Regions from separate parts of the Homo sapiens genome. Here all the other regions are linked to region 1. A link is a loop called in an ENCODE intact Hi-C map of the cell type or tissue named here. Cell type or tissue: OCI-LY7. All regions are shown on one strand.

Region 1 (8,000 bases):
CTGGGCTCTGCCCTCTGGGTACAAAATTCTTGAGGTGTTCTTGTATCCGGTCTTTCCTCAACCTCAGCACCTCAGAAGTCCTGTGCATCTTGGGCCGCAACGTGAAGAAGTGACTCTGCAAGTTGGGCTTTGGACCTATCTGCAGGGCAGCAGCACTCAGGAGAATGACCACACAGTGCTGTTGTGATAAGACCATCTCTGAAGAGGAAAACCTTCAAGTGCTGACAATTTTGAGCTGCAAGGGTATACTTAGAATGTTGATGAAGTGTTTTGTGCTGTGAATGCTGTCATGCCCCATAGTCATGAACAGAGACCTTCACAGGTGTGAGGAGAGACCTGACAAAAGGCCCTGCTTGTTTTCACCAGGTCCTCAGACACTCCGAGGAACCGGATTAATCTTGTCGGGGTCAAACTTCAAGGGCAGAGGGCTAATTGCTTTCTCTTACCTGGTGGGATCAGATGATAAAACCAAATTGGAGTGGAGATGGATGGAAGAGGTGGGAATGGCTCAACATCATGATGGAGAGTAGCATGTTGGTCACATGGAGGCAAATAGATTTTTAATAAGGAAAAATAATTACCAGTGAGTGAAGTGTCTGACTTTCCTGAAGATTTAAGCCACCTTGAGACCAGAATGAGAAACAGCTGGCAAACATTTTAATCAAGGCAAGGAAGCTGTTCTGCCCTCCAAAGAAGAAACTCTTTCATCAAAACCCTGTTGCCTTGTTTATTAAGGGAAGTAAGAAATGATTTGGCCACTGGGAGTAACTGCAGCAGCTTCAGAGAAGCCCACCCATGTGTGAAAAGACTGGTGCACCTGAGAAGCAAGGCAGAAGCCTGGGAACATTTTAGAACCAGATGCCACCCAAACTGCACGATGCGGTGATGATAAAGACTGCAGGGGCCTGGGGCAGGTCAGTAGGCTGGGGGCAGTAGGGGTCTGTGCCCCAAGAGGCAGGGACCGGAGGCTCTTTGGTGGAGGGCCAACCCCAGGCAGAGCCTGTCATGGCTGCAGACTTCCCATGAACCTGGATGCAGGACTAGCAAGTGGGCATCATAGGTGACTGATTAAGGGCTTTGTCCAGATGGCCACCAAGGATCCATTTCTGGGTCTTTCTCTGGCTCAAGAAACCTTTTCACTACAGAACTGCACTGGTAACTGCCCTTCTTAGGCACACAGTACGTGAATGCAAGTGTCTTGTTAAGGCAGGGGAAATTATCGTGATTTATTTTCTCATTTGTTTTCTCTTTTTCAATTCTGGCATTGTAACAGGGAACACAGCTCAATCAAGGTTCGGCAGCTGAGAAAATCAGAGAAGGTGGGGTGTGGCCTGGAGGAATTTCCTGCAGAGGGGTAAATGGCAGGCCAACCCCATCTGGGTCTTTCCCATGCCCAAGAAACTCTTTCAGCAAAGCCTGCTCATTTCCTTCGGGATCTTCCCTGCCCTGATAATCTCTCCATCCGTCCCTCCTTTCTAAAACCAGTATTTTCGTTCATTCTTTCATTCAAGATATATTTTCCTGTTTGGGAATTTTCATCCATGCGTTGTCCATCTTCCCACCCATCCCACAAACATTAGAGCAGAGCCGTTTTTGTGGGGGTCTCTGTACCCAGAATTGGAATCACACCTTGAATAAAACATGGAATTTGTTTCTTCCCTTAAGGAGCTCAACGTTATTTGGTTGAATACGTTCTCATTTAAAACCTCTACCATTCCCAGAAAACTTATTAAAGATATGATTAAAGAGATAATCACATAACCTTACTTAGTTATTGAATAAGCTTTTTTCCTGGTCCTGAACACATGAGTGACGAAGGCTTCTTGAAGACGGTTCACTTGGCTGTGAACAGTGCTGCAATGCTCAGGAACAAGGCTCAGTGCTCAAGGGTGGGAGCTGTCACCACATAGGTAACACCTACTCTTTTTGTTCCTTGATAGCTTGGCTCAGGAAGGATGATGGTCTGCGAAATTGACATTAGAATGTCTGCAGAAAATCCCCGGATGAGGGAAAAATCAACATGATCCAATGCTGAACTAGTTTAGGCCTGTGCTATTGCTGGCGAATGGATGCCACTACTGAGCACAACCCTGTCTCCAGAAACATCTAGTTATGACCCCTCTCAATCTCTATCTACAAGATGAAGGCTTTTGACCTGGTCTATGTCCACTCCATGCTGATGACTTATACAAGTGGCTGTGGCTCAAGACAAGCCAACCACAGGGGACAGACAGCAGGTGCACAAGCTTGTAAGAGTAGAAATGAAAAAGAACCCCTTAACTCAATTTGGAGAAGTGAATACTTGAACCCTGAGCGTCTTTGCAGTGACGCCAGCTCAAATCAGGGCAGGCACTTTCTGTGGGAGGCTAACCCTTGTTTGCCATCTTGCTTTCCACTTGCATATGGAAGTAACATGCACTGGGGTAGAGGGCGTGGAGACAAGGGACTTGCTACATTTGTTCTGACGGCAATGTGATATAATCACCCATCTCATCTGAGACTGAGTCATATTTTATATGAAAGACAAGTTCTTTCTCTTTATAAAATGCAATTATACATAAATAGTTCATGTCATCTGCTCTTGAAATTTTAGCAGCAGGACTTAATGCTGCTGGTTACCATGGTAACAGGCAAAGTTGGTGATATTGAATATTACTGTATTAAGTTCCTCTGCGTGTGTGTGTGTGTGTATGTGTGTCTGTGTGTGTGTTTTAATGGCTGTGTTGCATATAGGGGATAGTTTTTTCCAGACTACAGTGTCAGAAAAGTCAGAACATGAGACTGTCACCGATGTGTCAAGTGAATACATTGGAAAAGTCGAGCCCAGCACAGATGCCTTTCATTTCTTGCTCATATCCTTTATTTCTTGCACCCATCCCTCCCTGCCAATTTTATTAAGGTATAATTGACAAATAAAATTATATATCTTTACAGTGTACAATGTGATGTTTTGATACAGTATACATTGTGAAAATATTAAATCAAGCTAGCACATTTTTTGCAGTGAGAACATTTAAGATCTATTCTCTTAGCAGTTTCCAAGTATACATTATTATTGTACATTCGGTGCAATAGATCTGCAGAACTTACTCATGCTGTCTACCAAACTTTGTTTACTTTGAGCAACATCTCATTTTGCTCCCCCATCCCCAGTACCTGGCAAACACCATTCTTTGCTTTTGTGAGTTTGAAATTTTATTTCATTTAAAAAAATTTTAATTTTTGACACTGGTGGTATATGTGCTTGTTTGTTACAAGGGTATTGCCTGCATAATGATAGAAATTGGGCTTCTAGTGTTTCCATCACCCAAATATTGAACACCGTATCCAACAGGTAATATTTTAGTCCTCACTCCCCTTCCACCCTCCTTCCTTTTAAGAGTTTCTAGTGTCTGTTTGCATGATATTTGCATGATCTCATTTTCTACCCTTTTACTTTGAGTCTGAATGTGTCTTTAGCCAGTAGGTGGGTCTTTTTTAGACAGCAGATGGTTGCATCTTATTTTTTTTATAACCCAATTTGCCACTCTGTATCTTTTAAGTGTACAATTTAGGTCATTTACATTGAAAGTTAATGTTGATATGTGAGGTTTTGCTCCTGTCATTGTGTTATTAACTAGTTGTTTTGGAGTTTCAATTGTGTAATTGCTTTATAGGATCTGTGAGCTTTGTACTTTGGTATCTTTTTCTGATGGTGAGTATAGTACTTTCATTTCCATATTTAGAACGCCTTTGAGCATGTATTGTAGGATCTGTCTAGTGGTGACAAATTCTCTTAGTGTTTGCTTGTCTGGGGAAGACTTTATTTCTTCTTCATTTATGAAGCTTAGTATGGCAGAATGTAAAATTCTTGGTTTGCATTTATTTAAAGAGGCTAAAAATAGGCCTCCAATCTATTCTTGCTTCTAGGGTTTCTGCTGAGAAGTCCAGTGTTTGATCAATTTTCCTTTCTAGGTGATTTGAGTTTTTGCTGTAGCTGCCTTTAATATTTTTTATTTCTTCAGCATTCACTTAGCATAGTCTGAAGACCATATGCCTTGGTGATGTTCATCTTGTATAGAATCCCACAGATGTTCTCTGAATTTTTTGTATCTGGATGTTCAACTCTCCAGCAAAATTAAGAAAATTTTCTTGAGTTATTTTCAAATATGTTTTCCAGTGGCTTACTTTTTCTCTTTCAGGAATGCTAATAAGTCATAGGTTTTATTGCTTTAGATAATTCATATTTCTCACCAGAGAAATATGGTTTCTCTGGCTTTGGTTTTCAAAATTATTTTTACTTTTGACAAATTAGTTTCAATGATCAGTCTTCAAGCTCTGAAATTCTTTCTTCTGCTGGTGTAATCCATTGTTAAAGCTTTCAACTATATTTTCAAATGTCTTAAGTAGGCTTTTTATTTCAAGAAGTCCTTTTGCATTTTTTAAAATATATTTATCTTTCCCATCATTTCCTGGATTGTTTTTATAGTTTCTTGTGTTGGTTTTCAACCTTGTCTTCAATCTCATTTAATTTCCTTGCAATTTATACTTTGAACTCTTTGTCAGTTCTCAGTTTCCATTTTGGTTAGGGTATATTTCTAGAGAGCTAATATGATCCTTTAGTCATGTCACAACATTCAGATTTTTTCATGATGCCAGAATTCTTATGCTGATTCTTTCTCATCTGGAGCAGCTGCTCACAGAAAACCACTCTTATTTTTGAATTTATTTTTGTTCAGATGGGATTTTTTTTTTCTTATTTGTTTTTTCTTTCTCCATCCCTCCCTTTCCCTAGGGAGTGACTGTGGAGTACGTTGTGTTGCTAAAGCTTTGCTTCTATAGCCCACGCACTTCCATTGGCCAGGCTTTATATTTGGCTGTGCAGTTCAACCTGCAGGCCAGTAGATGGCGCTGACGGGTAAGAGCCAGCTTGTGGCACAGCAGATGGGTAGGTACTTGGTCTTTGTTTACTGGGAGGTGCTCTCTGTTGCTTCTGGTGATGGGCTGGACAGTGAAGTGCCTGGTGCCCTGAGTTTTCTGTTCAGCAGGGAGTGGGTAGAGCTGGGCAGAGCTGGACCCCCTGGCTTGCCCACAAATACTCCAATGCCAAGTATAGGCACCAAGCCTTGTGGAGATGGCTTTGGGAGCTCCCAGTGACATGTGCTGAGGTCTCTACATCGGGTGAAGGGGCTGCACTAGCTCCATGCGCTAGATAGGCAGGAAAGTGATCTATTCCCAATCACACCAGTCCTGGAACTCGTGACTCTCAGTTCAGATCCTCACTGTTGTCTACATCCAAGCCACAGTGGGTTGAGAGCTGTGGAACACACCTGTCTTGAGACTCTCCACAGGAGTGGTTTTGGGGCAGAACCTTTTCAGCGTATGGCTCTCTTTCCTTTGATGTGGTAATGATGTTGCATTGTCAGGGCCAGGGGATACACTCTGCCTTTCAGCCCCTGTGGATGGGTATCAGTTGTGGTGGTGTCAACTGGTTGGGCTGGCCTGACCTCAGGCCCTGGGAAAAGTGGTTAGGTGCCAGCACTGTTGGATTGGTCTACATAGCGCCCCAGTTCTCAGGCCCTTAGACGGCCTACCGGACAGAGAGTATGGGTCCTTAAAACCCATTTATGCCTAGTGTTCCATTACTGGAATACTAAGCATGTGGGACTTATTTATATCCCACTGCTCAAGATCATCGCCAAGGTCTGATTGGAAAAATTTAAAAAATTGCAACCTCAGGCATAAATGGGTTAAGGGGCTGGACTGGGGTTGGGGCACCCTAGACTTCAGGAGCTGGCTGTGATGGGGAAGGGGCTGGCTGGTCCCTGAGAGGCTGATAGAACCCTCAGGCAGGGGACAGACAGAAGGCCCAGGTGGTGGGAGCCTGAGGGCAGCACAGGCCTGTGGGGACTGGGCTCTCAGAAGAGCTGTGGTTGCAGCGGAAATGCTCAGGCAGGAGCCAGGTGGCCTTTCACTGGGGGAAGGGAGGGCCCCTCAGGGCACTGGAGATTGGCACCTGGGGGGCACATGACCTACTCACACTTTGCTCCTGCAGAAGCAGTTCTGGATTTTGTTCTTGGGGTCATGCAGAGGTCCCAGGCCTCCTCACTCTCTCCCTGGCCTGGGAGTCGGGGTCTCAGAGAAACACCTAGCCAAGGCCAGTGTTTCTGCAGGGGTGGGTCAACTGTACAGGGGGCCTGCAACAGGTAAGCCCCATTTCGCAGGAAGCAGCCGAGGCCGGGAGTAGTGTGGTGTGTGGTCTGGCAGCTCCTCTGCACAGCAGCTGTGCTGTCTCTCCTGGGGGTGTGCAAAGAGCCTCGCCTCCCTCCTTGGCATGGCAGCTGGCACCAGGCTGACTGTGGGATTCCAGGTGGGCTTGAGCGGTGCCTCTGCAAAGTTTCTGGGTGGCTCTGTGTTCAGCTGGAGGCCTAAGGAGGATTATGGGGGCTCTCCTGTGGCTAGGATTGTAAAAGTCTGTGATGGAGAGGTGGGTCCCGGAGCCTCTCACCTCATTCACCCCTTCCTTGGAGTAAGAGCCTCTCTTCACTCCACACCGTCCCAGCTCCGCAGGCTGCCTGGCTCCACTGTTCCCTGCTTTCCTTGGGTCCCATTGGTTCTCTGGTGAATCCGAGCATGCTCTCTTAAGATGATCTATGTGAAGTGTGAGGATTTACTTGCCATTGTGGTTCCTGTCTGTGAGAGAGGCATGGGCTTGCTGCTTCTAGTCAGCCATTTTGAACTAAAACCTCAACAACTTTTTTGATTCCTCATTTGAGTGAAATCGCATGGTAGTTGTCTTTCTGTGCCTGGCTTATCTCACTTAACGTAACTTCCTCTAGGTTCATCCATGTTCTCACAAGTGACAGAATTATCCTTTTTTAAAAGCTGAATAGTATTCCATTATACATAAATGTATGTGTGTGTGTGTATATATATGTGTGTGTATATATATATGTGTGTGTGTGTGTGTGTGTGTATATATATATATATATCTCAATCTCACATGTGCTCTATCCACTCATCCACTGATGGACACTTAGATTGATGCCATATCATGATTATTGTGAATACTGCTGCAAAGAACATGAGAGTGCACATGTTTTATTGACATACCAATTTCATTTCCTTTTGATATATACTGTTGAAGTCAAATAAACTATAGAGATGAATCTCTGACATGAACATGTTTTGTTTAGGAAAAATTGCAATTGGGAAGATATACACAGACTGGGTGGTCTTTGGTGTATCCAAAGAACAAAGAGAAGGTCGGAAGTTTTATAACAAGGAGAAATGTTATGTATTTGTTTTTCAAGAAAGTTCGTGGCACTTGTAAAGTTCTGGGGAGCAAGAAAGCTCTGATTGGTGAGTGGTGGTGATGGTAAAACTAGTCCTAGATTTGCAGCAGGTTGTGTCAGTAGCTATTAGATAAAACTGGCTTCAGGTTACTACAGGCAATTTCACAGCCAGGCTTGCAAATAATTATATTCTTGGAGCGGTGTTATGTACCCTGAGTGTTTTCCCCCTCTGGCTTCTCAACTCTGTTTTCATTCAGTAGAATGACCCAATTTTTATAATCAACTTTCACAATACTTGGAAGTGAGACAACTGGATCCTATGGTAGTTCTATTCTTATTTTTTTTAGGAATGTCACTACTGTTTTACAAAGTGGCTGTATTAATTTACATTTCTGCCAACAAAGTACAGGGATTCCTTTTTCTCGGCATTCTCGCCAATACTAATTTTTTGTCTTTTTGATAATAGCGATTCTAACAAGTGTGAGGTAGTGTCTCACTGTGGTTTTAATTTTCATTTTCCCGATGACTAGTGATGTTGAACATTTTTTCATATACCTGTTGGCCATTTTTATGTCTATTGGGTCCTTTGCCGATTTTTGTTTGTTTTATGTTGAGACATATATCCATGTGTTTACATATGTGAGACAGGGTCTTGTTCTGTCAACCAGGCTGCACTGCAGTGGCACAATCCTGGCTCACTGCAGTCTTGACCTCCCAGGCTCAAGT
Region 2 (8,000 bases), 170 kb after region 1:
TCTGTGTTAGATAGTCAATGGCTCAGGAAATTACAAAGGTCTTAAGAGCTCTGTGCCAGAAGCAAGAGGCATGGGGTTAAAAAATATATGTATATATGTCTATTTCTTATTATATCACAGTGTCACAGATTATCTCTTCCTTTGTTAGGTAAAATGAGCCCTGGGGAGTCACAGCCACTTAAAACGCAGTCCGCGCTTTCAGTGAGTCTAGTTCTCAGAGGGGAAGGCTGTTAGTGGTGGGTGTGGAAGCTGGGAAATGAAGCCACTGGGGAAATAAGTTGGGGAAGGCTGCCTGGCAGTGGCTACCTTCAGGGTATGTCAGAAGAACCAATCTTGTTTTTAGTGAGTGCCCCAGGGAAACCTGCATGAGACTGGCAAGTTGTGTCCAGAGGACTTTCTCCAGCATGAGTACTGGGCCCATCTCCATCTGTTCTGCCTCCAGCACCCAGGACCGCTCTGAAGCTCTGTGAATTCAGCAGGCTGGGGATCCCCAGGCTGGGGCTTCCTGGGCCTGGAGTCACACATGCCTGCCTTTGAATTCTGCCTCCCCTCTTACGCTTGGAACCTCTGGAGGGTCACTTTACATCCCTGAGTCTCAAGTTCCTTATCGGCGGAATAGTGATAGCCAAGCAGCCTGCAATTAGACAGGGTTGTGAGTTTCAGAGAGGTTAACACGTGTGGGCACATCTTCAGTGGAAAAGTCAACGGAGGCCTGGCCCCTGAAGGTGTGCAAAGTCCACACCAGCGATGCACCATCCGAATGATCTTGAGCAAGATGCTTAAGCTTCCAGAGGCTCAGTTTTCTCATCTATAAAATGGGACTAATAATATTACCTATGTAACAGTGCTGCTCCAAAACGACATGAGGAACTCCATGTGTAACACTCAGTGTCTTACACATGGAACCTTCATGAAAACATGAGCTATCATGTGAGGCAATGCAGAGGTTGGGAAAATGAAGTGTTTTCCATAGTCTTTTTATTAGCAGACGTCACAAGCTTGTGGACAAATAAAAACTGTCTGTGGAGAGCTGACATGTTTTGTTTAGCTCAAAATATTGGGGAAAAAAAGTCCACTTGTCAACAGTGAAAAATGAGATTTCTCACGTTTAGAGAAGTCGTGAATTTCAATTTTAAAATATTTTGGAACAAAGTCAAAAGGTGTAACAGCCGTGGGCCGAAGCCAGGCAGTCGTGACTTAGAGGTGTGTGCGCTCCGCCTCCACCCAGCCGGCACTTCCGCAGCCTCCACTCAGCTCACTTTCCTGTGCGTGTTCCTGGCCTGGCCCCGTGGGCTTTGTGGTTTATGACTCTGTCTTAAAGGACTGTGTCCAGTGTAGATCTGGGATATAAAAAGGTTTGAATGAGCCTACAGCAAGCTGAGGCTAAAAGGATCAAGACTTTATAATGGAATCTAATATTTTAAAACAAGCTATTCTTATTTTCTTAGCTATAAAAGCATTTGATCAGCAGACTTGCCTTGCCTCCAGCCAGAGCAGCTCTAGCAATAGCTCAGCTGTCTGTGTTCCAGGAGCCCTGACTGCCTCCGCTGCTGCCACCAGCTCTGCAGACCAAGAGCCCCCACGTGTGGTGCTAAGTGACAGGAGGAACGGTGCACCTGGGCATGGCTGGGTCAGGTCCCCTGCAGCCCGGCTTTTCCTGTGGAGCCACGTGGTCTGCCAGTGTGGGGAGTCAGTGCAGACTTTGCCCAGGAGAGGCTGAGACAGCCAGTGCCTCCTGACCCTCCTTGGCTGACTGTGGCTCACAGCTCCTTGTGGCCTCTCTGGTGAGGTCCTAAGTGACTGAGCAGTCAGCTATGTTTTGTTGTGAGACTGTGACCGGCTTGGAATTGCACTGCTCAGTATTTGTTTTTGCTTTTTCTCTGCCCCTCTTTCTTCCTCATTCCTGCTTCTTTCTTTGGGATTGCACCTCCAACAAAGCTTTAGCCTGTAAGCTTTTGTCGTAGGCTCAGCTTTTTAGGGCAACTGGAATAAAGTGTACATGTTCATTGCAGACAGTCTGCAAAATGCTGAAAAAATAAAGACCGTAAAATAAATCACTCATAATCCTAACATCCAGTGATAGTCAAATCATTGTCACTGTGAGTCTTTCTCCTCCTTCTCCCCTCCTTCTCCCCTCCTTCTCTTCATCTTCCTCCTCCTCCTCTTCCTTTTTCTCTCTCCTCATTTAAACAGGTGAGATTAGGAGAATTAAGACTGAGATAAAATAGCTTGAAAAGACATGGCTTAGAGAGGATTTTATGCTTGTCTTGCTATAAAGAAGAAGGTTTTATAGTAAAGATGCTGAATAAAAGGACAATATATTAAATAACAAATTCAGAAAGAGAGGTTAGGTGCGTAAAAGAAGTTGAGACTGCCAGAAGCGTTCTGCACTGAAAGGAATTCCTAGGAAAGAAGGCTGTGGCATCCCCACTGAATGAATAAAGTATGGGGTTTCAGGGACAGGAAAAACAGAGAAAATCAAAGAAAGAGAGAGTACAGAGCTGCTCAGGGCAGCACCTTTTCTGGCAGAAGAAAAGCAGCCACAGAAAGCTGGCTCAAAAGGCAAGCACTTGATGGAAAAGAAGAGACAAAAATCAGAGAAGGAGAAGTAATGCAAATTGAGTTTATATATTTTTATTTTTATTTTTTTGAGATGGAGTCTCTCTCTGTCACCCAGGCTGGAGTGCAATAGCACAACCTCATCTCACTGCATCCTCCACCTCCCAGGTTCAAGCGATTCTTCCTGCCTCAGCCTCCCAAGTAGCTGGGACTACAGGCATGAGCCATCATGCCTGGTTAATCTTTGTATTTTTAGTAGAGACGAGGTTTCACCATGTTGGCCAGGCTGGTCTCAAACTCCTGACCTCAGGTGATCCACCTGCCTCAGCCTCTCAAAGTGCTGGGATTAGAGGTGTGAGCCACTGTGCCTGGCCATTTGTTGTTTATAAAAAAATTCATATATAATTAATCGTACTTTGAATTTTCATAAGAGGTTGTTTAGCAATGGGGAAAACAAATTTTAAATACATATGTGTCCTATGTAAATACATTTATGATAAGACACCTGTGAGTGTCAAAGGATGCCCTAGGTCTGTGGACATGGAGGCTCTATAAGGCGAATATAATAACAGCAGTACAGGCGCCCCTAGGCTGAGTGCTTCCTCACTGGTATTGTTTGCTAATTGTTTCTGGAGGTGACTAAGGATGGATGGCAATAAAAGTTTGGGGGAATGTATTTTTGATTGACCCCAAAATGGTTTTGCTGTTAAATGAGGTGAGCATAATGTAGGGTTTATTCTCCTCAGGAGGACTCTATAGATTTTCATATCCCATTTACATCAATAGCAGGATAATTTATCTTGATTACAGGGAATACTGAGGGAAGTAATTGTCATGTGCTGCTTATTATAGTGCTTCCAAATAAATCCCAAACTCCACGATATAGAGGTTTTAAAACCAGCCACAGGGCGTGCACGATGGCATTGGTTTCAATAATCAATAGTAAATGATCCATGAATCAGAGATGCTTTCTTAGAGTGATCATAATGGCTTCTATTCCTTTCCTTTCCAGCTCATTAACGATCAGCTTTTAAAAACATGTCCAACCTGGGTGGCACTTTCATAGGGAGGAGCTGCCGCCTGTGTGTCAGAGCCCGGAGTACTGGGTGACCGCAGGCCAGATGCACAGCCAGGAACTCCGCCCAAATCAATGGCCTCCTGTACATTTTAGGTAACACCTCCTAACCTGTGTTTTGGTCTTTTGTTTTGTCAGGATAGCCACTGAGCAAGCCTGTAAGGCTATTGGTCTGCCCATTCTGGTTTCTTCACCAATGAGAAAACTGGGACCTGGGGAGTTTGCAGAAGCCATCCAAGGGCACCTGCTTCTCACAGCACAGCAGCTTCCTGCAGCCCTCCCTCCTGTCTTGTTTCTCCCTTAATTGAGAGGAGAGGCCAGAACCAGATGCAGGCAGTTCCAACAGTAATGAATTGCTCTAAGGTGTGGATCCAAGAACCGGTGACAAGGTCAGGAAATTCCATCCCGGGACACTGACCCAACTAAGAGACTGTGCATGATGGCTAAGTTCAGAGCTCTGAGGAGATGGTAAAACTCATTTGCAACGAAACAAGATATTTTCCAACTCTGCAGCCAGGTGAGTAGGGTGTTTGCTTTATTGGAAATTGGTTTCTGAAATATTTGGCGGAGGAGGCTGTGAAAGGTGTTGGCAGATGTCAAACAGCACCCCCTGGTGGAATGCAGTGGCCCTGAGTCTTGGTCTGGCAGCCTTTTTTTTTTTTCAATTGTGTAAATTTAAGATGCACAACAAGATGTTTTGATATACATATTTATAGTGAAGTGATTATTTACAGATGACCAATTTAACATATCCATCTCCTTCTATAGTTTCCTTGAGTGTGTACACACTAACAGCACCTAAAATCAACTCTTTCAGTAAATTTTCAATATACTCTACAATATTAGTAAGTGTAGTCCTCTTGCTGTACATTAGATCCCCAGACTTATTCATCCTACATAACTGCAAGTTTGCACTCTTTAACCTACATCTCCCCACCATTTCCTTGCCTTCCCTACCCCTGGGAGCCACTTTTCTTCTATTCTGTTTCTTCCTTCTTCCTTCATTCTTGTTTCTTCCTTCTTCCTTCTTCTCTCCTTCTCCTTCTTGTTCTTCTTCTTCTACTACTTCTTCCTCTTCTTTTTTTCTTCCTCCTCTTCTTCCTCCTCCTCCTCTTCTTCTTCTTCTTTTTCAGACTCCACACCTCAGTCGACTCCACATCTCAATGAGATCATGCAGTATTTCCTGTGCCTGACTTACCTCACTTAGCATAATGTCCTCACCCAGTCTGGCATCAGGCTGCAGCCAGCTCTGCCAGCAGGGCCAGGGGCCTAGATGGACAGCTGGTCAGGGAAGCCTGCTGGATGCCCCCTTCCCCTCAGCTGCACCTGGGCCCCAGGGGCTCTGGCCTCTCCTGGGGGATCCCATCTCATTCAACCCATGAGCAGTGGAGGAGGTGGTGCAGTGAGCCAGGAGAGTGTTCCAGTCATTTTGACTCATAACTTACACATTCTTGTCCAGCACCTCCTGTGCCTGCCCTGCATCCTCTCAGCCCCACCTCTGACTCCAGCCACAGCTCAGACACGTGCTCTGTGGGCTTTCGCCTGCTTCCCATGGACAGTGGCTCACCCCAAAATACGCTTTCTCTGAGGGCTTTGGAGAGACAGGGGGATCCCATCATGAGGAGTGCTGGAAGAGGTCTTTGTGCAGCCCCAGTGCTCCTGCTTGGTGGCCCCTCAACCCTCCCACTGTTCCTCCACTCTCCCATGTTAGGGCCCCTTCTCTTTGGGCCCCCATTCAAATCTTCATATATATATATATATATATATTTATATTTATATATATTTATATTTATATATTTATATATATATATATATATTTTTTTAATTCATCAGGGCTCTTGGCTGTTACTTCCCTCTGGCCTGGCCAGAGACTCACTTATGTGATCTCATGAAGATTGGCCCATCATGCTCAGCCACCTTCCGGCAGCCACGAATGGGGAGACACTTTGACATTCCATTTGCCCGTTTCGTTGCTCCTCTCCTGACTTGGGAGGGAAAGAAAGCAGTTTAGACATATGCTTTGGTGTGTGATATGAATTATGCCACTTTCTCCCTTCACTCTGTAACTTTAGAAATGTTTCAACAGTCATTTATATTTGTGTTAAAGCTCACTGAGTTTCACTTTCCTCAACTGAAATTTACCAAGTGCCTGGGCTTTCCCAGGCCTCGTGCTCCAACAAGTCATAATAAAGTAAATTGGCAGCTACCAGATAGTGCTGCAGTGCTGACGAGCCAGTGCGCAAAACGCTTCAGAAGCACAGAGGAGGGAGGGAGGGTCGGGCTGGGGGCACCAGCTTCACCCTGGGAAGTCACCCCCCAGCCCTGGCCCTCCCCATCCCAGGCAGGCTCCACAGGAATTAGTGTCACCTCATTCCCCCTCCCTGCTGTCATTGTCTTTTCTGGAAGAAGAGGCTGTGAGGTCCTTGCCAAGCTCAGCAGGTTGGCAAGGGACCCCGTCATTCCTTCTTTGTCATTCCCCTGATGATGGGGTTCTATTTCCCAGGGCAGGTGCTGGGGAGGCAGGTGGAGCAGAGAGAGAGGCTCATTTCCACTGAGGAGAGAATGCCTTCCAAAGGTCCCTGCCTTTGGATTCAGTTTGCTGCTCTTCTGCTTGGGAACCAGCTCTACTGTGGGCAAGGCAGGGATTCTGCATGAGGAAGAGGGTGCTTACCCCCCCACCCCATAGACACTGCTGAGGGCTGCCAGGAGGAGGCAAGCCAAGGCCCTTCCAGCTCTGCCTTTGAGGCCCGTGCCATGCTGAGACCCTCTCCAGGCACAGGGGCCAAAGCACAGGGCTAGGACTAGGATGTGCTAGGCACATCTAGAGACAGGGTGTGGTTCTCCACTCTCCGGGCCTGTTTTCCCACCTTAAAAATAGGGCAGAGAGAAGCCTTGACTATCAGATTTGTGGGTTCCCACCCAGTTCCTCATGCTTCGGGGCTCTGTGGCAGGTTAGAAGTGAAGGATTGTGGAATAAATGCAGAGGAAAAACACAGAAGTGAATAGAGATGAGAGGAAGTTGGCGAGGGGAAGAGAGAGGGGGAAAAGAGGCAGAGAAAAAAATCAAAGAGGAGAGAAAGTGGGAATGAGAGAGGAGAGAGAGAGTAAATGAACAAGAGAAGGAGGGAGAATATGAGTAAGTAAATAACAAGGACAGAGTACTGTCTTCCCTCTGGCTAGACTGCGCCCTGGTCTCCATGGTGATGGGATGCAGAGGGTTGGGGAAGGCTGCTCTCACCCCTCCTGGGGTGAAGCAGACCAGGTCACAGCAGCTGGGCAGGGCCTGACTTGGTGGCCTTCCCTGTGCTGTGCCTGCCTTTGGCTGGTGGCAGGGTGGGATGCACTCTGAGAAGATGCCTCTAACCATCGTTGTGGACATGACTGACACCCATCCCAGGTGGCGCAAGGATTGCCTCCTTGGTCTTCCAGAGCCCCTGGCACTGCCCCATTCATAGTTCAGCTCATTCTGGCCCCAGATTGCCTTCTCCTCCAGACTGCAAGCTCCTCCAGGGAGCTTTAGCTGGGGGTCCTTAGTTCTGTTGTACCATAGATGCCTTTGGGCAAAGCCAGTGGACCCCGTTTCTGAACAATTTTTTAAATGCATGTAGTAAAATACACAGAATTAACAAAATCAATTATATTGAAATATACTTATTAACATTAAAATGTAATATAATAACAGATTTGCTTTTCTAGTAATACATTATAGCAGCAGGTCTGATAAGCATCATAATTCCAACGTTGTGATCAGTATAAATGACACAGCATGATATCTGCAAAAACCGTGCTGTGAAATGGAGGCCTCTATGGCTTATATTGATGACAAGGTCCCAGGTACTAATAATACTATTAGGGACATGCTCAATTTCAGCTCGAGGTTGGTGAACACAAAAGAATAACTTTTGGCCAGGCACAGTAATCCCAGCACTTTGGAAGGCCGAGGCGGGCAGATCACAAGGTCAGGAGATTGAGACCATCCTGGCTCACATGGTGAAACCCCGTCTCTACTAAAAATACAAAAAAATTAGCCAGGCGTGGAGGCAGATGCCTGTAGTCCCAGCTACTCAGGAGGCTGAGGCAGGAGAATGGCATGAATCCGGGAGGCGGAGCTTGTAGTGAGCCGAGATCACGCCACTGCACTCCAGCCTGGGCAACAGAGAGAGACTCTGTCTCAAAACAAAAAAACAAAACAAAACAAAAAAAAAACAGAAAGAATCACTTTTTATCCACCTTCACAGACTCACCGAATTCTATTTGTGGACCCCTTGGTGGGGTCTTTGGACCCCAAGGAAAGCCCCTACTCATTCCCTATGCCTTCCCACCCCATCTTTCATCTCTCTTTCCCTTGTTACTCTGCCCAGTCCCC
Region 3 (8,000 bases), 390 kb after region 1:
CCTGGTAACCACTGTCTGCTCTTTGTTTCTGTGAGTTTGACTTCTTGAAATTCCATAATATAAGTGAGATCAAGCAGTATGTTTCTTTCTGTGTCTGGCTTATTCACAGATCAGGAAGCTGACTTAGAGATACAATGTGACTTAAGTAAGGCCAAGTGGCTCTTGAGCGGTGGAAATCGAATCTGGTCCTCAGGTCTGTACACTTACCCACTGCTCTATGCTGCCTGCCATGACTTCTAGTGCCTCTTTCTCTTCCTGGAATTCTCTAAGCACCCAGCCTGGCCCTTCTGTCTCCTTTGTACCTGCTTATCCCATTACTCAAAGGTCAAGATCATGGGATGCATCTGTGAGCATCTGTGAAGTTCTGGGAATTTCCATGTGCTTGAGGGATCCAGTGGCTGTTATCATCTGTGGTGCCTGAGAACTGGGAAGAAAAGACAGAAATGGAATGAGTGATGTCACCGAATGCTTGCTTAATGTCTGCCCATGTTCACAGCTCAGGATGAGGACTTTTAGTTGACTAACAGCTTCGATTTCCAGAATAAAATATCTAGTGATTGTTTGAACTGCGAAATCCTCATTATGTGAAATGCCAATTCGAAGCCCCAGCGTGTTACCTTCTCCTGGACAGTAATGCTTCTGAACAGAAAGGGCATCTTACTCGAAGTGAGCATGCAATTAGTCTTGACAAAAGAATTGAAAATGAAATCCTAATTTGTGCTGTGTTTATCGATCTGCACTGCTGTCTTTGCTGCAGCCTTGGAGCTTGTCTCCATCAGCACCTTCTTCCCAGGGACAGCTCTTTTTATGTTGAACATGGTCAGGCCTAATTGGAGTCTTGCTGTTGGTCTCCCAGAGCTTCAGGAATCTCAGTTCAGCCTCAGTTGGAACAAGGGAGTTGGGTTACCCCAACAGTACTTTGGAAAATGAATCATGGTGGTTGCCGATATTTTCGTTGGCATTTTTTCAGAAAGAGCCAGTGCCATGGCACTAGGAAGGGCCCCTGCTGAATAGCAAAGGAGGAGGCAGTCCTTGTAGAGAGACCAGGCGGTAGGACAAAGTTAGGGTTTGCTTTATGGTTTCCCCTTCCCTCTGTTTCTAGAACTCACACAGAGAGTTTGGACCCCTGAAAGTGATTATTCTTTTGCTTGGGATGATTTTCCCAGCATGTGCATAACTGACTGTGTCTCATTATTCAGGTCTCTGCGCAAGTGTTGCATCCTCAAAGAGGGCTTCTCTGGCAGTCCTATATAAAGTGTCTCTACTTTCCTGGGCATTCTTGTTCATACTTTCTCATTTTATTTACTCATGTAATTTGTTATTCTGTAAAATTACCTCATTTATTTTATGTCTCTCCAGCTAGAATATATGTTCCATGAGGTCAGAGACTCGGTTTTGTTTTCTGCTGTCTGCTGAGCATAACGGGTGCTCTATAGGTGATTTTTTAGTGAACGATTAAGTGAGCGAATTAATGAAATCCATTATAGAGGCAGCTAATCAGGTGGGCCTTCCCTCTGTTTTAGCTGGCAGATTTTAAGAGTGAAACCCAGAATATCTCTTCCAGAAAAGCCTAAGATGAAGCAAGGTTTGAATAAAGTCAAGAGGGATAGAGCTTGGTGGTGAATAAAAGGAGACTTTTACTGCTTCTCTCAACTTCAGCTGAAAATCTTTCCTGAGGCAACATTGTCAAGCCCATTACTTGGGTTATTTCACAAGTCATCAAAGGGTCTGCCATTGATCTGGGTTGTTGGGAGACTAAACAAATGCAATTCCCTAATTGGCTTCTAGATGGAAACTGCATTCAGCCCTGAGCTGAGAGCGATTTATCTTGTATGCAGGACAGTGGTGCGGAGAGGAGGAGTAATGGGCTAGCATCGGAAAGGGATAGATTGAGTTTAGGTGTTTAGAAATAACTGTTTTGTCAGATAAATCAGGCAGTGGGGCGATCTGATTAACGATCACAGAATAATCATTTGGTGCTTTAAAAGAAGCTAGAAATACTGAGAGAAGAGAGAATAAGAAATTGAGGGACAAGACGAGAAAAAGTTTTCTTATTCTGCATTGTTCCCACCATCCACTTGGGGCCACCCGCAAGTAAAAGAGAAGCTGTGTTCACACACAGATGAGTTTAAAAGGGTGAGAAATCTCACTTGAAACTAGCATTAAGATGCATCTTATGCTTTAAAAAATTTTTAATTAAGGTATAATGCATGCAGCAAACTTTGTAAAGTGCACTAATTTTAAATGTACAGCTCAATTAATTTTTACGTCTAAAATCATCAACCAGACAAGACATAAAGCATTTCCAGCTCCCCAGAAGAGTTCCTTTTGCCTCTTCCCAGTTAACATCTCCCAGAAGTAGCCACTGTCCTGAATTATACCCTCATACATTATGTAGTCTTTTGAACCTGGCTTACTGTGTTCAGCTGTGAGAACAATGTCTGTGTGATTTATCCATGTTATTGTGTTTCTTAGCAGTTTATTATTTTTAATTTCTGTGTCATATTCCATTGTATAAATATACGAAATTTATTCTCTTGCTGATGAACATTTGGATTGTTTCCAATTTTTGGCTATTATAAATATATTTAAAATAAATGTTTCCAATAAATGTTGGAAATATGCTTGGATATTTTCTTGACTCTTTGTGGGTGGCCAGGAGGGTTGAGGATTGGAACTTGGAACCAAAGTCTCTGAAATAAAGTTCGAATCAATCATACCCTCTGGTTCCCAGCAGCCCTCCATATAGCAGAAATTATAATCTCTGGACATTGCACACAGTTAAACAATTTATCTAACCTAGGCAGCCAAAATGTATTCCACTGCAATGATGACAATTCATTCCTCCTTATACATGATGGGTCACAGGCAAGAATGACACCGTAATAGCCAACATTTATTAAACACACATTATGTCCCAAGCCTGTGCAAAACTCCACCTGGGCTACCTCACTCATTCTTATTTACAGATTACAACATAGGCAGTATTTTTATCTCTTTTTAAAGATGAGAGGCTGTAGAAAAGATCATTCAAATGCAAAGTACTAAAATAATATAAAAACTTAAATCCTTTAATAATGATAGACTCAAAAACAGTAATAATTTAAAATAGATGGAGTGGACAGGGTGTGTTAGGACAGGGTTAGCCATCAAGGAGTCTGTCCCCGGATAAGATAGGCCTTGGGCAAACAGCTCTATGGCGGGTGTTCCAGTGTAGCTTCCTCTTTGTAGACTGACTAGCTATATAGGGGAGTAGTTCGCAGGCTCAGGGATGTCTGCACATGCATGAGTTGGGTGCTTCACGAAAATGCCAGTTCCTTGGTTACGCCCTAAGGTGACTGAACCAGAATTTTGGAGGATGGCTCTCAGGCATCTTGTTTTTAACATGCACCCCAGATGATGCTGATGGGTAGCCAGGGTGGATGTCTCTAGAGCCCCCTCTAGCGGTGACTTTTGAAGAAAGTCTTTGCCATTGTTGTCTCATCTGTTCAACTTGTGGGTGATTGACTGGGCCTTTGAATGCATTGACCAGATGACTTTATGTCACAAAGCCTTAATCACTAACTTTATATAAATCTACTTTCACAAATAATATAACCGTTCAATTCTTTCTGTGATGGCTGCTTTTATTTCCACAAAAATCAAGACAACAGCACATCTAATTAGACTCACAGAATGCTCAAGAGTTTGGGTCATGTGTTTTGGCTTTTGAAATTTATCTTTTTAATTTTCAGTGATAGAGATAGGGTGAGAGGAGCATACTTTTTTTTAGAACCTAATTTTTGACTTTCTAAGTTCAAGACTCATTATGACCCAGTTTTTCAGGGATCAGTAATGATACAGTGCTTACATTTCATAGAATGCCCATATTGGAGATGAAAACATATGCTCCTTTCCTTGCTGCTGTTCTATTTGGAGGGTATTTTATGAAAGTGTCAGGCTGATGAGTAACATATCCTTATCCATATTCAAATTTTCCAGGAAGTTATCTACAAATGGCTTCCAGTAATTTAAAGTAACTTAATGTACTGTAAGCAAAACTCCTTTTCTCATTTGTTTTCTGAAGTGAGAGAAGTATCACCTAAATATTTCATTAATGGGAATCTTACAAAGCTTCCCTGTATCTCAAGAAAGACCAAGGGCTACTGAAGGATCTTGTCCTTGGTCCAAGGGATTTCAGGGGATGCACCTGTCTTCCAGGTGTATCATAAAGGTCAGGAGGTGTGTCTGGAGGTGTTGCAGGGAATGGTCCTTAGCTACTCCAAGCTTCCTTAGCTCCAGTCTGGGGAGCTGGAAAGGCGTCAATCTTGTGCAAGGTGAGTGGAGATGCTCATGGAAACAGTGGAGGAGCTGGTGCTTGAGTGGAAGAGAAAACGGAACACCCTGCATTTGGGTCATGGTCCCAGCACATACTGACTGCACACCCTTGGGCAAGTTATCTAACCTTTTTGTGCATGCACTGATCTATAAAATGTGCATGATGATGATACAGCATCAGCCTCCACAGGGTTGCTGTGTGCACTCCACGGGAATCTGTATAAAGCTCAGTGTCAGACAGCAGTCACTTTTCTTATTGTATCTGGGGCTGCAGACCCTGTGTCTCTTTCCCAGTGGAACTTATAAGTGCTCAGCTGTGATGTTTTTACAATGTACAAATAAGTTGCTGATTTGTTCAGTTTTTGTTTACACTTGGACTTTTATTTATTTATTATTTTTAGAGACAGTGTTCTTCTCTGTTGCCCAGACTGAAGTGCAGTTGCACAATCACAAGTCATTGCAGCCTTGAACTACTGAGCTCAAGCAATTCTCCTATCTCAGTCTCCCAAGTAGTCATGACTGTAGGCACGTGCCATCATGCCAGAAAAATTTTTCAATTTATTTTCTTTTTTTTGTAGAAACAGGGTTTTGCTTGTTGCTTAGGCTTGGATGGTCTTCATAATAAAAACTCCTGGAGCAGGAAGTTTGGAGTGGTTGTTTCATGGAGTGTTGATAACCTGAGTTGTATGATTTAGATGGATGGATAACAGTAGGGGCTTGATGGAATAAAGCCTCTCCAGCCAAACTACTCATCCCTCCACCTTGCCTGTGGGCCCCATATTTCACCATTGTGATGTGCGGGAGTGTGTGGCAGCAGGTGGCAGTTGTCTTGATGAAGCCCAGAGCTACCTGGCAGAATCCTGGGAGAATAAGGTACATGTGTTCTATGGGGAAAATGTGCAGAGACATGGGTGCCATGGAGCTGGGTGTAGCCAGTGAACCAGGAATGGCAGCCAGGTCTGCGGAGACATGTCACTGCCGCAGTCCCTCCAGCCCACACGTTTCAGCTTGCAGGTGCCTGCTAGCCACGTGACTACAAAGGAGGGGCCTCCAGCGTGTCCTTCCAACACTCCTCAGACCTGAAGGATTATTTTTCCTCTCAGCCAATCTTCCCCTTTAGGGGTCCTAAATCTCTTTTAAATTTCAGCTTAGCCAAAACTCTCCAGCATTTAAATACAATTTGAATCTGAATGTCTTGGGACTGGGTCTGTGCTACAGTTACCTCCATTTCTGCTGCCTGTCACTCCCAGCTTCACTTTTCCCCTCCTGCTGACCCTTCTGGGCACTTAACTGGGTTGCCTTTGGGAAGATATGAGTTTTTCCAGGAAACCTTCCCTGCTGCCCCCAAGAATCCAGCGTTTCTTTGGACTTCTGCAGCCTCCTGCGTTTTCCATCAGTGCTTTGCACATCAGTGTTTCTTTAAACCATTTATTAGGAAATAGTTATAGATCAGAGCAGTTGCAAAACAAGTGCAGAGTTATACCCATCTCCCAGCCTCCACCTATGGCAATATTTTATATAACTGTAGTGCATTATGAAAATCAGGAACTTGGCATTGGCACAATGTGCTTAACTACTAGACTACGATGGACAAATAAGTTGCTGATTTGTTCAGTTTTTGTTTACACTTTGGAATTTGTTTTTAATTTTAGAGACAGGGTCTTGCTCTGTGGCCCAGACCGGAGTGTAGTTGCACAATCACAACTCATTGCTGCCTCAAACTCCTGGACTCAAACAATTGACCTGGTCTACTCAGATTTCACCAGTTTTTACATGGACTCATTTTTTTGTGTGTGTGCATGTTTTTGTGCACAGTTCTAGGAAATTTTGTCACCTGTATGGAGATTTGTATAGACATCACCACAATCAAGATACAGAACTGTTCCCACACCATAAGGAACCTCCTCCCCATACTGTCTGTGTCTTAATTTCCTCTTCACCTGTCTGACTTCTCCAGCAGGTGGTCAGCCTGCTCAGAGCAGGGTTCTGCTCACTGCTGAACTTTTTAGGACACAGAGTAGGTGCTCAGAAAATAGGAGTTGAAGAATGAGGGAATGAATCTGGAAGTCTTTCCAGAATGACCTGCGCATGCCAAGCCCTGTGCTGTGGGGGCTTCAGGGAGAGTGAGATGTGGTTTCCTGCCCTCTGGTGGTGGCTGAGGTCCTGGGCCTCTTGCAAGGAGGGGACTGCGGTTCGAAGCCTGGGACTTCCAGCGGCAAACAGGTGGGCCCAATGCCCACTGTGCAAGACAAGCCATTTTCTGCTTCTCGTGTTTGGTTTTAGACAACCCATTTAGGCATCTTGTATGGGACACAGTTGGGGTGCCTGAGATCTTCACTTCTGCCTCACAAGCCTGACTACACTCAGAGCCTGGCACCGGCCCCAGGAAAGTCCAAAGTCATTTCTACCGCTAGGATACAAAGTTGGTGACAAAAAGACACTAGCTGAGGCGCTTCTCAAGCAATTGTGTGGGGTCTTTTTAAAAGATTAATCTGTGCTCACTATTTTCCCAGCCAAATTGTTCAGGTTGGAGAAGCCCCTCTCTTTTCACCACCATCTCCTGCTCCACCTGTTCAAGGTGTCTTTGGATTTTTATCCTGCCTGGGTACATAGAGGACTTTAAAAAACAGACCCAGGAGGAGAATTGCTTTTTGAGGCTTTTGTTTTGCTCTTGCTTATTATTTTCTCCCTGTTTACTTGTTTGCAAATTTGCACAGTTATTGGAAGAAACTTTCTGAGCACAAATCATGTAGGCAAGATTAATTTTGTTCCCCAATCAAATCTATTTCTGTGACAAAAACATTTTAGCTTAGGTTTAAAAGTGTCTGGTGAATAAAATTAATTGCATCAACTAAAGAAAATGCATTCTGTCCAATGCATATAGATATTCTGTCAACAAGACAAATGGACTCAGTAGTAGAAGTATCTCTGTGGGTGAAATGCATAATAATGTAATTACTTTGCCAACAAAATGCTAACTTGCTTTAATCATTCTGTTCACAGTATAATGTAAAGTGATTTAGTGAGTAAAATGAATCCACTACAAATTGTTTTATGGTCATAATGCAGCCCTTTGGTGGACTGTAAATTGATGATAATAATTTTATGGGCAAATGATTTTTCAATTAAAATGTCTTTTTACAGACAGAATGGGAGTGTTACAAATGGCTCCCAATAACCCTGTGCCAAGTCACAGGCAGAAAGTGCTGTCACCTACATTAACCAAGCCTCAATTGGAAAGACTCAAAAGCTCAAAAGGTGATTTATTTTCATCAAATTTGTAATTTCCTTCCCTCCCACTTGAGAAGTATTTTCTTCCTGCCTTTACTGACCCAATAACAAAAATTAAATCTAGCAACCAACCCACCAGTCACCAGCAGCCATGTTTCCTTCCTGTGCCTTAATTGACTATGGCTGTATTGTTCATTAATAAGCTCTTAAACCAGGGCAATTGTTTCTGCTTTCTAGTATGGGCCCCATTATCTCTAGTGCAATAATTATTGCACCCATGAAAATGAAAAATTATTATAGTATAGTGGTTTTGAATTTCAAGCCTATGTTGAAGGAAATAATGTTTTTATGTGGGCTAATTGTCATAATTTCTTTTTAGAAAGGTGCAATTTCTGACCGGTTATAACTTTGCTGTTTCAACATCATAGGTGCTTGGAAACAGCCCCTTCCAC
Region 4 (8,000 bases), 92 kb after region 1:
AGAGCTGGAAGGAAGAGCACAGGGCCCAGAAGCCAAGAGAATATGTGTTGAGGAGAAGAGCGTGGCCGCTGGTACACGTGCGTGCAGGACAGAAGATGCTTACTAGATAGAGAGGAAATGATAATTCTGGAGAAATACTTTCCTTGAGATTTCCATTTTTCTTCCCCTGGATGACCAATATCCTTTTCTTTGGAAAGGTGCGATATTGTAGCTCATAGCAAAGCCAGGGAGTGGGAAGGGAGGGATGCTGTTCTGCTGTGTCCTGACTTTGGCTGCAACGATCAGATTCAAAAACTATTCTTGTTGCAGGACCTGGGGGAAAGGTCATGTGTGGCCTCCTGGATTCCCTTTATCAGCCCTGTGCAGAGGAGCTCTCCGGACCAAGCCGCTTCTCTGTTTTTGTACCAGTCCCTGTAACAGGCTTCTGTGAGGTGGGAGCAGCTGAGGATTGCAGTTTCCTTCAAGGCCTAATGAGGTGAAAGGGGCCTGGGGGTGATTCAGGTCAGTGTGCTTGGAGCGTGTTCATCTTCCAGGAGAGAATTATATGAACAGTCACCTCAGGTTTCCTTTGTAGACACGCTCTAAGGTGTGTTTAAGTTTGCGTGGCTAAAGCCTGTTGGGGCACAGGCTGGAGCCCAGTCCAGAGCTCCCTGCAGCCGCCTGAAAGCAGGTCTCTTAATGGCGTCTCTGGGTGGGTGACAGCTGAGCCCTTCACAGACTGGCTAGATCATTGTCCACGTCCTCATGGTACTCTGTGTCCTCAGAACCACACAGGTTATTTAACTGAAGGCTGTAAGATCTTCTGCATCAAGGGTTTGTGCTGGAATCAAAGTCTTCTCCAGTTTGGCTATTTTATTGTTCTCACCTTGTTTTCACCTCATCAAGATTCACTGTTTGTATTTCTGTTGTTATGTTTCATATCAACAGTTTTTAGATGAGATTATAAAATCATCTGCGTGTGAAATGAAGGAAATGGTTAGAAGGCCTTTGGGTACTTTCAAACAAAGAGAGGGGAGAAGGGAGGGAGGAGGGATAGAGTGAGAACTGTGTGATATGTGTGTGCACACAGTCATGTGTGTGAAGCATGAGCATGTGGCCTGTGTTTAAGGTCCATGGGGAGGATTGTTTTTCTATCTTTTTTTTTTTTAGACTGATCTCGCTCTGTTGCCAGGCTGGAGTGCAGTGGCACGATCTCAGCTCACTGCAGCCTCCACCTCCCGGGTTCAAGTGATTCCCCTGCCTCAGCCTCCTGAGTAGCTGAGACTACAGGTGGCGCCACCACGCCTGGCTTATTTTGATTTTATTTTATTTTATTTTTGTATTTTAGTAGAGACGGGGTTTCACCATGTTGGCCAGGCTTGTCTCGATCTCCTGACCTCATGATCCGCCCGCCTCGGCCTCCCAAAGTGTTGGGATTACAGGTGTGAGCCACCGCGCCCAGCTGTATTTCTATCTTTGTTTACGGTTTTGTTGTTCTGCTTCCTAATTCTTTTATATACTTCTCTTCCATAATCTTCATAAAGAATCCTTTAGGGCTATTTCATTCCATTTCTATAGCCAGTCCTGTGCTTACATAGTCACTGGGCTCCTGCCCACCCCCATCCCAGCTTCCATCCACAAAAGGTCAAATAAAAGAAAGGCCTCCAAGGGGGCTGGTGCCTATCAGAGGGTCTCAGGCAACTGAACAGTTTAGGGCTAGATGTGGTTTAAGATATAGCTTGATCCATGGCTCAAATGGTATGACAGAATGGAATCTCTCTCCATTTGATGACTTTGCTTCTTAAAGAACTGTCCAATTCCTGACATTTGTCATGCAAAATGCAAAATGGCCATTAGCATTTTTTTTTTTTTTTGCAGCATTTACTTCTGGGCACAAATCTAGCCTTTCTAGCAATGTTCTGAGATCCACTCTGAATGGACTGACTTCAATTCTATGTCCACCTGAGCCAATCATATGTCACTGGGGGAAGGGGGTCATTGATTGGCCAGGCTAGGGTTGTAAGCTCTGCCTCTAAACTTGTGGGGCAGTCAGTTCCAGCAACAGCTTACAGAGGAGGGGCATGGTGGTCCTTCTGAAAGGAATGGTCATTGCTGAGCAGCACGATAAAAAAGGTAATTGTGCCATTTACCATCTCTCGGACTTACTATCTTATTTACAGACAAGGAAACTAATGATATCTACCTCCTAAGGATGTTATAAAAATGAAATAAAATTATCCATGTAAAACATTTAGTTCATTGCTTGACCCTTAGGAAGCTTCTAATAGATGTTCTCTGTTATGCTAATTATTACCTCTTATCCTTAAAGATTTGGTTTCTTCCAGACAAACCATATCTGTGTGAATGAAACTGAGGCTAACATGAAGCCGCTCATCTTGTGGGGCCAAATTGAGGGGCATAGGCATAGTCGTTAGGAGTGATCCTTGGGGAAAAGCTTCCAGGAGGAGGTGCTCCTTGTTCTGAGCCTGGAACAAAGAAACAGGATATAAGGAATCCTAGTGAAACCAGTGACCACCAATGAAAGAAATCCCAGCCAAAGTGGATTCAGGGAACAGAAAGTATTGGCTGCTGTAGCTGAACAGCTTGAGGGCTAGGGTTGACTTCAGGTGGTCTTATGGAGAGTAAAAGCCTCCTCAGAATTCAGCTTATTTCTTTATTTATGTACTCATTTATTCTTTTAGCTGTAGAGACAGTGTCTTACTACATTGCTCAGGCTGGTCTCAAACTCCTGAGCTCAAACGATCTCTCACCTCACCCTCCCAAGTTACTGGGATTACAGGCGTGAGCCACCACAACTGTCTCTGGACAGGCAGTTGACACATTTCCACCACAAACATGCTCATTACAAAACCCAGTAGAAGGCCGGGTGCAGTGGTTCCCGCCTGTCATCCCAGCACTTTGGGAGGCTCACGCGGGTGGATCAACTGAGGTCAGGAGTTCAAGACCAGCCTGGCCAACATGGTAAAACGCCGTCTGTACTAAAAATACAGAAAATTAGCTGGGCATGGTGGTGGGCGCCTGTAATCCCAGCTACTTGGGAGGCTGAGGGAGAAGAATCACTTGAACCCAGGAAGCAGAGGTTGCAGTGAGCCGAGGTTGCACCATCTCAAAGAAAACCTCCATCTCAAAAAAAAAAAAAAAAAGCAAAAAACAAAAAAACCCCACAAAACCCAGAAGAGGAAAGTTCCTTGTAACTTTCCCCCCTTCCTTCCCAACCCCGGGGTAGTCACTGTGAGCAGTTGCTACTGTGTTTCTCCAGGTGCTCTCTGTGCCTGTGGTAATATATGAATGGTAGGTAATATGGTTCAGTGAGATCATCTGTGCATGTTGTTAGGCAATTTTCTGTTGCACTTCATAGACCTTGGTTATTTTACTGCCTTACTAGTGTAGATATGCTTTGTCATATCTAATGTCTGTATGGTATTCTCAGGAATGAATGTAGCCTAATGTGTTTAATCAGTGCTGGGCATGGGGCATGGTTTGGAATGATGCAGGTGAGTGACAAGAATCCAGTGCAGGCTTGGGGAGAGAGCCGCAAGCCATCTCAGCCATGAAAATGTCAGCATTGTCACATCAGGGGAAGGACGGGGCGTAGCTCATGTCGTCCAGGCCACAGTTTGCTGCCCCCTGACAAATCAGACTCCCCAGAGGCATCAGTGAAACCTCATTACCAGTGGCGGGTTAATGAGCAGCTGGAGCTGCTGTGGTGGAGCTCAAAAAAATTACAAAGATGTCATCAGAGAAGCTCAAGGCCCTTTCACAGGTGTCATCCCCTGTACGAGATCTGAAAGGATGAAAATGTTATGATCATTATTACTCTGCTAATAGCTAAACAATAAGAGAAAAAAGAAATCACCTACCAAAGATCATTGCAACTCAAAATTGTGCTGGAAGGACACTGTGGCTTTATAAAAAGCCACTCCTCAAAGTCAAACACCATAGCTTGCTGAGAGAGAAGTAGAAAATCAATTATTAATGCAGCCCTAGCCTGGCTTGTGCTTCTCATAGAGAACCAGATCTTTTAATAGGGGAGGGAAATCGGTGAGGGTGTAGGGGAAATGGTAATAAACAAAGATGAAAACCTACTGCAATCGTGTGCTGCCTGTCATGGGAGAGCAGAAACAACGTTCAAAGACCGAGGGAATAGTAAAATGGAAACAAGCAAAAGAGCCTTGCATTGAGATGAAGTAGTAATCAGGCTGCCTTCATGAGCCTTCCTGGTCATTTAGCTAAACGTGTAAACACACTTCTAATGTAGGGTCCTTTCCTCCGCTTCTAAGTAGCTTCCCTGTAGCTATGTAAGGGCAAAAGGGGAATTTTTAAAACATTTTTCTTTTTTAAATTTTATTTCAATAGCTTTTAGGGGTACAGGTGTTTTATGGTTACATGGATAAATTGTATAGCAGTAAAGTGTGTTCTTTTAGTGCACTGTCACCCAAATAATGTAGCATACCCCATAGGTAGTTTTTATCTCTGACCTCTCCCACCCTCCCCCTTCTGAGTCTCCCATGTCCATCATACCCATCTGCCTTTGTGTACCCATAGCTTAGCTCCCGCTTATAAGTGAGGACATGCAGGATTTGGTTTGGTTTTGTATTCCTGAGTTACTCAGGATAATAACCCCCATTTCCATCCAAGTAGCTGCAAAAGATATTATTTCATTCTTTTTTATGTCTGACTAGTATTCTGTCGCATACATGTATCACATTTTCCAAAAGGGGAAATTGAAGGTTATTCAGGGCACATTTCCACCTCAGCACTACTGGCATTTTGAACTGAACAATTCTTTGTTGTGAGGAACCATGCTGTGTACTAGAGGATGTTAAGCAGTGTCCCTGGCCCCTATCCACTAGATGCAGTAGCATTCTCCCGGTTGTAACAATTAGAACGATCTGTGCACATTGCCAGAGTCCCCTGGGGGGTGCAGAATACCCCTAGCTGAGATCCAGGGAGGCTGCTATGCACACAGTGTTTGAGGTGGCCCAGCCCCTAGCCTTTGCTCTGGGTCAGGAGGAGGAAAGCCAGGCTTCCCTTTGCTTTCCCCTGCCAACGCAGTGCAGCCATATTCCATCTCACCCCATCAAACCACCTTGCAGAACAGAAACGGTCCCTGCAAACACATCCATTTTCAGAAGCCCAGATATGTTGAGGTCCTAGTAGCATCTAGCTGAGACCTAGGACCTCCTAATGCTAGAACCCTGCTCCAGCACAGCCCCTGCTTTGTGTTCTTGGAAGCTTTGGGTTCTTGGGAGCTTGGAAGATACACCAAATGTGAGTTCTGTAGTAGCATTAGGCCCCAACCCGAAAGTCATCCTCTGGTGATCGAGGCAGGACTGCTGGGAGGGCTTCTATTACCAAATGTAGCCTGAGCCTGTCTTTTCCCTCTTTATGGACTCAGGCCCAGTAACCACTCAAAGATGGAGACATACTGTTTCAGAGAAAAGCAAGGCAGAGAAGTAGGCAAGGCAGAGAGAGCTTTTCTCCCTAAGGCCTAGAACTGGTCTCCTCTTCTCAAGTGGAAGCAGCCCCAGGGGCTTGTGCACTGGCCTCCAAGACCAGGGTGTCTCCCACTCTGCTCACTGCAGAAGAGCTGTGGTCGGTGGTCTCCAAGGAGGGCTGCCATCAACTCCCTGCCTATTGAATTACCTTGGCAGCTTGTTGAAAACCGAATGAATCAAACATGTGTAGAACTCCTTCTGGATTCCCTCCTCTTTTCTGTTATCTATTTGTCTATTCTTATGCCAGTATCACATTGTCTTATTTACTATATGTTTTATGGTAAATGTTGAAATCAGTTAGTGAGACTTCTCCAATTTTTTCCTCCTCATTAAAAGTTGTTCTGATGATTGTCGGTTATTTTTATTTCGATATAAATTTTAGGCCTAACTTGTAATTTCTATTAAAGTTCTTATTGAAATTCTGATTTGTATTGTATGAACTATATAGATCAATTTATAGGAAACTGACATATTCATAATATTGAGTCTTCTGGCTGGGCGTGGTGGCTCAAGCCTGTAATCCCAGCACTTTGGGAGGCCGATGCAGACGGATCACCTGAGGTCGGGAGTTTGAGACCAATCTGGCCAACATGGTGAAACACCATCTCTACTAAAAATAGAAAAATTAGCCCAGCATGGTGGTGCGCACCTGTAATCCTAGCTACTCCAGAGGCTGAGGCAGGAGAATTGCTTGAACCTGGGAGGCGGAGGTTGCAGTGAGTGGAGATCATGCCACTGCACTCCAACCTGAGCAACAGAGCAAGACTCCATCTCAAAAAAATAAAAAAAATAAAATATTGAGTCTTCTAATCAATGACTATTTCATATCTCTTTAAATTTTTCTTACTTTCTCTCATCAATGTTTTCCGTTTTCAGTGGTCTTGCATGTCTTTTGTTAAATTTACTCTCATATATTTATATTTTATGATGTTATTATAAATGAAATTTTTATAAATGAAGTGTTCATTTTATAAATTTTATAAATGAAATGTTTAATTGTTTGCTGCTAGTACACAGAAATACATTTTTTATATCGACCTTGTATCATGTGATCATGCTAAATATTTGTGTAGATTATTTAAATTTTCTATGGAAACAATCAAGTCTATGAATAAAAACAGTTTTACTTTGTTCTTTTCAATTTTTATGCATTTTTGTTTTATTTATTTGCCTTACTGAAGTAGATAGGATTTTCAAGACAATGTTGAATAAGAATAATGAGAGTGGATATCTTGACTTTTTTATTCTTAAAGGGGCAGTATTTAATGTTTCACCTTTAAAAATGACTTAGCTGTAGGTTTTTCTCAGATACTCTTTATAAGGTTAAGAAAGTTGCATTCTAGTCCCAGTTTTCTGAAAGCTTTTTAAAAATGTGTTGAATTTTGACATTGGTTGATTTTTAAATGTTAAACCAATCTTGTATTTCTGGAGTAATCATAGTTGGTCATTATACTTTTTAAAATATCACTAGATTTTATTTTCTAATATTTTGCTTAAGACTTTTTTAACTATAGTCCAAAGCAAACTCTTTCCTGATTCAGCACACAATCTGTAATGTTCATTGCTCTATAGATTACTCTTTTTGTTATTATTATTATTATACTTTAAGTTTTAGGGTACATGTGCACAACGTGCAGGTTTGTTACATATGTATACATGTGCCATGTTGGTGTACTGCACCCATTAACTGGTCATTTAGCATTAGGTATATCTCCTAATGCTATCCCTCCCCCCTCCCCCCACCCCACAACAGTCCCCAGTGTGTGATGTTCCCCTTCTTGTGTCCATGTGTTCTCATTGTTCAATTCCCACCTATGAGTGAGAACACACGGCGTTTGGTTTTTTGTCCTTGCGATAGTTTCCTGAGAATGACGATTTCCAGTTTCATCCATGTCCCTACAAAGGACATGAACTCATCATTTTTATGGCTGCATAGTATTCCATGGTGTATATGTGCCACATTTTCTTAATCCAGTCTATCGTTGTTGGACATTTAAGTTGGTTCCAAGTCTTTGCTATTGTGAATAGTGCCTGTATAAACATACGTGTGCATGTGTCTTTATAGCAGCATGATTTATAATCCTTTGGGTATATACCCAGTAATGGGATGGCTGGGTCAAATGGTATTTCTAGTTCTAGATCCCTGAGGAATCGCCACACTGACTTCCACAATGGCTGAACTAGTTTACAGTCCCACCAACAGTGTAAAAGTGTTCCTATTTCTCCACATCCTCTCCAGCACCTGTTGTTTCCTGACTTTTTAATGATCGCCATTCTAACTGGTGTGAGATGGTGGTATCTCATTGTGGTTTTGATTTGCATTTCTCTGATGGCCAGTGATGATGAGCATTTGTTCTTGTGTTTTTTGGCTGCATAAATGTCTTCTTTTGAGAAGTGTCTGTTCATATCCTTCGCCCACTTTTTGATGGGGTTGTTTGTTTTTTTCTTGTAAATTTGTTTGAGTTCATTGTAGATTCTGGATATTAGCCCTTTGTCAGATGA

Evidence for each region. Hi-C counts contacts between places; a loop is a spot of excess contacts. Peaks named below come from ENCODE experiments on the same cell type or tissue, not always from the same donor. Only the 100,000 strongest peaks of a DNase experiment are listed, where the experiment ranks them.
Region 2: a loop joins it to region 1, with 13 times the contacts of the local background. A loop is called at or near these places in 56 of 110 quality-filtered maps.
Region 3: a loop joins it to region 1, with 7 times the contacts of the local background. A loop is called at or near these places in 5 of 110 quality-filtered maps.
Region 4: it touches region 1 in a loop (5-fold over the local background); 2 of 110 quality-filtered maps call a loop at or near these places.

Annotation. Positions count from the first base shown.
Region 1 is chr19:28,630,805-28,638,804 of GRCh38, reverse strand. It overlaps the pseudogene LOC100420587. Among named protein-coding and RNA genes, the nearest start is that of ERVE-5, 28 kb to the right of the region's middle. RefSeq lists a silencer at 4,829-5,123. In OCI-LY7, CTCF peaks have their summits at 4,635 and 4,875 (motif pointing right); DNase peaks (open chromatin) are centred at 4,904, 5,944, 6,264, 6,704 and 1 weaker place; H3K4me3 peaks cover 1,894 bases; H3K27ac peaks cover 3,085 bases.
Region 2 is chr19:28,462,553-28,470,552 of GRCh38, reverse strand. It overlaps the pseudogene LOC100420587. Among named protein-coding and RNA genes, the nearest start is that of ERVE-5, 140 kb to the left of the region's middle. In OCI-LY7, CTCF peaks have their summits at 4,042 and 4,251 (motif pointing left); DNase peaks (open chromatin) are centred at 1,612 and 4,232; H3K27ac peaks cover 441 bases.
Region 3 is chr19:28,237,954-28,245,953 of GRCh38, reverse strand. No RefSeq gene overlaps it. Among named protein-coding and RNA genes, the nearest start is that of ERVE-5, 360 kb to the left of the region's middle. In OCI-LY7, CTCF peaks have their summits at 3,236, 3,440 (motif pointing left), 6,249 and 6,450 (motif pointing left); a DNase peak (open chromatin) is centred at 3,443.
Region 4 is chr19:28,538,737-28,546,736 of GRCh38, reverse strand. It overlaps the pseudogene LOC100420587. Among named protein-coding and RNA genes, the nearest start is that of ERVE-5, 64 kb to the left of the region's middle. RefSeq lists a silencer at 1,134-1,340. In OCI-LY7, a CTCF peak has its summit at 1,162; DNase peaks (open chromatin) are centred at 3,266 and 3,656; H3K4me3 peaks cover 800 bases; H3K27ac peaks cover 1,990 bases.